Linked DNA regions of Mus musculus: region 1 is linked to region 2. Evidence: chromatin loops called from intact Hi-C (ENCODE). Cell type or tissue: heart. All regions are shown on one strand.

Region 1 (2,500 bases), 1.0 Mb after region 2:
TGAAGAAGAACAAATAAATACGGTGGTGACTATGATTTTGTGTATACAGAGGCTCAGAAGAGACCCACTGAGCACCTGAGCGCTTTATGGTCCTTGATGCTCTCTGAGCTTCAACTGTGTTGCCATTCTTATTAGGGACACCCAGTCCAGATACTGAGCTATGTGTAGGGGGTGTACACCCTGCAAGCGAAGAGATGCCTCATCTTTCAAACAGAATTTCTATACAGATTCCTAACCTCACCTCCCTGAGTTTTACACTGCATTTTATCAGTTTATAAATTTGCACGGTGCCTCTGCACCAGGAAGAGGGGGCAGATAATCAAACCTACGGGCGTTTTACACTCAGACACTGAAAAATAAAGACCATTAGTAAAAAGTATAATTAAATTAAAATGCCAACTCACCAAAGAAGTTCCACAAACGGGAAATACATCAAAGCGTGATAATACAAATGGGCTATTTCTCAGGGTTCGAGGATGTCAACGGAATAAACTTGGATCTTCTGCTGACTTTTCATGGCCAGTATAAGGGAATAGCTTAAAAGTAAATTGCCACAAAAGTTACCTTCAACCAGAGATCATGTGGGCAGTGGTTTTACCCTGATCATTCCCTGAGTCTGGGGATCCCAAGGTCTGGGAGACTGGGGGGCTGGGGGGTAAACAAAATCTCATAAAACCCAGTTTCTTCTTTTGGGCAAGTTGGCTGGCCCCCAAGCCTCAGAAGAAAGTTTCATTAGTCATTGGATCTATTTTCTCAGGTCCATTCAGTCTAATTTATTTTGAACGCGTGTTTGCCAGTCAGGTTTAACATAGCTGAGTATTCTCTGTAAGCAATCTCATAATGAGGCCGCAATTCTTTGTAGAATATTGAAAATGACTGTTGGCATGCAAGTTCGTTTTCTTAATTCCTCTTTTAGAGTGCAAATAACCTTTGAAAACCTGCTTCTAGGTGTTTATGTGTCAGGACAGTATCAAAAATTATTCAATTGCCAAATCACATGTCAACACGTCTACAACCAAGCCAGGGACTATCCCAATTCCCATTACTCTGCTGCCCTCTAGTGGGCAATTCAAAAACCGTGCCTTCGTTTTCTTTTTCAGTCCCGAGTGAGCATGTGGTATAAGACATTCAGACTTGTATGGTGCCACAAAGGTAAATAGAACATTAGAAGTTGTAAATATAAATAACAAGGAAGCAGGGACCCAGATGAGATCCATGGGAGGTGTAGTCACTGCGGCACAGTTGGCAACAATTTTCTAAGAGTTTACCTAAGAATCAACTACAGCCAATAAAGTACCATTGGGACCAAAGCTTCTGGCTTGTCCAGTGTTCAAAGACTCTGTTGAGGAGACTGTGCCCAGAGGAACTTAGGTGATCGTTCAGATTATTTCCTTTAGAGCTATAAGAATGTCATATTCCAGAATGTCGAAGGTAGACGGGGACATTTAAGAATCTATGCATCCCAACACTTCTTGGATAAAAGGGGATGATTTGAAGTGCCAATAAAAAATATGCAGAACTTTAGTTGCATTAAGGAAAAGTTATTGAGTACACAGCAGCACAGAGGTGTGAAGTGTGATGATGGCTTGCGGGTGACATGCAGACTCATCCATCACATGCTGAGATGGAAGCTGGTAAGGTTTAATTGTGAAGTTTCTCCCTGAAGGCTCCTGTGTTAAAGGCTTGTGCGCTGGTGAGCCATCACGGAGAGGCAACTGGCTTGTGGAGCTTCTGACGTCTTCAGAGAAAGCCGATCGGCACTAGCCATCGAGCTTTGATGTCTTTGAAGGCCATCTTGCCCCTGATCCCTTCCTGTTCCTCTCTGCTCCCTGGCTGTTCAGAGTTCAGCAGTCTCCTTATCTGACACCCAGCCATTTTCACAGTGTCTCCCTCGCCTCAGACCAAAAGCAATGGAACAGATAGTCTGAAACCTCTGTCCTCATGAGCCAAAGATCAGGAACCCACAGTTACCAAGTAGCAAAGGCAACCAGATCCCGGCATCTATAATTTACAAACCAATACTCTATTAATTATGGTGAGGGTGTAGGGTGGCATTTGCTTCGTTTTATCTGTGTTCTTGGTGGGTTCAGGGTGCCACGGCTCATGAGTGGAGGTGAGAGGACAATGTTTGTGAGTCAGTTCTCTTCTCCCACTAGCATAGGTCCTGGCACTCAACCTCAGGTTGAAAAGCTTGGCAGCAAGACCCTCTACCCACTGAGCCATCTTGTCAGCCCCTGTCCCAGTACAGTGTTAAGAACTAAAAATTATGAATATGATTATTGTTACTGTTGCTATAGCAAGCACTCTGGGATACACTTTTATAATAATTTGCAATGCCATCAGCAAGGAGCCAATAACTGAGATCCCATCACGGACTTTATGGAGTCATTATTGTTTACAGGTTAACTAGACCAGACCTAAATGGCTCGCTCCAGTCTGAACGGTCATTGTCTGGATTCTTATACTCTCCACACTTTGCTGTGTACAGTGGAGAAAGCTC
Region 2 (2,500 bases):
GTCTAGCTTGATACTGTTTGCCCAAGTGACATTTTAGTGGAACACAGTCATACCCACGTGTCCTGCAACAGCAGAGTTGTAGAGCAGTGACAGAAACCTGAAGGCCTTGCACAGCCTGAAATATTTACTCTCTGGCTACTTTCAGGAAAAGTCTGCCCACTGCTGTTATAGATATCATAAAATAGATATGCAACTAGGAAGGGCCAAGTTTCTAGAGGCTGTTTTTGTTGTCAATGTAAACATATCCTCCAGGTTTCCCTCCCTCTCCCCTGTATTTTTGTTGTTGTTTTAAAGGCAGGGTATTGTTTTATAGCCCAGGGTGACCTTGAATTTGCTGTAGTCCTCCTGTCTCAGTGTTCTGAGTGCTGGGATTACAGGTTTGAACCACCTCTCCCGCTTCAGTTTAACTTCCAGACCTAGCTCACTGCTGTCCACTCCTGAATCTTTATTGCTTCTCAGGAGCCCTGTTGCTATTCTTGCTTACCACAGACCCCTCCGATGCCCCCTAGGCTCCCCTTCTCCCCTGCACTCCTCTGATCTGGTTTGCTGTGTTCTCAGAATTAGGAGCAGGGCCGTCTCTGATTCTTTACTCCCATTTTCTCAGCATTTCCACTGGCGCCTGACACAAAGTAGGTGCTCGAACATTTGCTGAATGGGGAAAGGAATTGTTAGCCTCTTAGGCAGATAAGCTGTTTTATTCACTATTATGGATACAGCCAGAACTGGATAGCTGTCAGTCCTTTTGAGAAAGTACAAGAGGTCCCAGCCTCATGACACACGCTCTTGGAGACATCGCAGAGCTTCTCCAGAAATAAACTCTGAATGAAGCCACGCTTGTAAAGTGCCTATCACGCTGCCTGGTGCTCAGAAACCCCTTACTAAATGGTAGCCACCAGCAGCAGCAGAAGCAATGTAATCATGAAATTGAGAGATAGGATTGCAAGACGAATTAGCCCACCCCTTCTGCCCCCACTTGGTCAGAACGTACAAGTCCTCACTGTTTTGTAAGATTTGGTATTTCCTAGGTCGTCTCCTTCTGAGTGCAGGAGCGCCACCTTGTGGGCACTTTAGGTTATGACACAGTATCTGATAGCTCCCAAGTAGTCAGTCCCAGTCAGACTTATGTGTGGAAGGCAGCAGGTGGTGTTGAAAGCAAACCTGACCTTCAGGGATACGTGGCCCATTACAAATGGCATACGGGAGGGCTTGAGCGTCCCTCGTGTAACTTAAAGACAGATGGTGCGTGATGGCCATGACTGCTGCTACTGTCCTCCTTCATGATTGGCTCTGCCCTCGTTCTGACTCCAGCGTGAGTTTTCAGGCACCTTAAAGCCACATTTAGAACGAGATAGTGCCATCTCCTGGGAGGACACGGTAAGGCTGGTGGTGGAGTATGAATCTTGTTTTATGCGAAGAAAGATGGAAAAGAACAGGTTCTGATATCACAACCACTGATGTGTGTGTCTAGGCTCAAACCTAAAGTCACCAGTTGCACAAATGTCCCCTGCAGCTCACTTCATCGGAGTCTCTGGACCACCTGCCCCCGAGTGATGGGGAAAGGCAGGTGGGGAGGTCCTATGCAGAACGGACAGAACCAGCTTTGCAGAGCAGGGCCCTGGGATGGCGTTTCACACCATCTCTCTTTTCTTAGCTGTATGCTGTATACAGGTGTGCTGTATGCTAATTCCTGCTATGTCAGAGAACACTTTTTATCTTTTGGGAAACCTGGAGTTTATATCTGGAAAAGATGCTAATACTCTGCTTTTTGTGCCCGTGGGAACTTCCAGGCAGCCCTAGCAGGGGCTCCATGCCTCCCTATGCTCATTTAGAGACATGCATCAGGTGAGTGAGACAGGACCCCTGGGTCAGGCAGGGTGTGCCAGAGGAGTTCCTGCAGGTGACTACTGCTGCTGTCCCTTGTAGTGCCACCATAGGCTGCCCAGCTTCCAGCAGCCTTCTCTGACCCCTGCTCTGCTTCTGGGTGAGGAAGGAAGCATGTAGCTTCATTTTCAGGTCCTGATTAGGGCTCGCCATAAACAAACGACAGTGCTTTGCAGCAAAGATACTATAAGGGATCTCACCTCCTTCTTCATGGCTTCTCTCTGAGCACCAGCACGTACTCCACACGGGAACAGGGCCTCATTCTGCACTGTCCTGCTCAGCTCTGGCATCTGAGGTCTCCATCAGTGAACTCCCGGTGCTACTCTGGTGGCTGGGGATCTGGTTCTTCTTGGGCTGCTGGCTTTTCTTGTTTGGCTTCTTTAGCTCCTGATGCTGGATAACCACTCACAAATGGAGACACGACCCAAAAGCCTCCATGTTCTGCAAACTTCGTAGTTAGCACATGTGCCAGTAGGAACCATGTTGAGGGAATTAGTGGTTGCACACCTGCCCAAGGGTAACCTGGAAGATCCTGGCAACTTTGTTTATACTGGGGGCCAACTGGAGAAACTTGGATGTGCAGAACCTTGATATACTGTGGAGAAATAGACCCTGGAGT

What was found. Peaks named below come from ENCODE experiments on the same cell type or tissue, not always from the same donor. Only the 100,000 strongest peaks of a DNase experiment are listed, where the experiment ranks them.
Region 1: a loop joins it to region 2, with 8 times the contacts of the local background. A loop is called at or near these places in 12 of 42 quality-filtered maps.

The regions. Positions count from the first base shown.
Region 1 is chr8:89,784,167-89,786,666 of GRCm38, forward strand. No RefSeq gene overlaps it. Among named protein-coding and RNA genes, the nearest start is that of Gm24212, 120 kb to the left of the region's middle. In heart, a CTCF peak has its summit at 1,060 (motif pointing left); no DNase peak of the experiment used is centred here; H3K27me3 peaks cover 223 bases.
Region 2 is chr8:88,754,279-88,756,778 of GRCm38, forward strand. No RefSeq gene overlaps it. Among named protein-coding and RNA genes, the nearest start is that of Cyld, 59 kb to the left of the region's middle. In heart, no CTCF peak of the experiment used is centred here; a DNase peak (open chromatin) is centred at 1,063; H3K4me3 peaks cover 521 bases; H3K27me3 peaks cover 523 bases.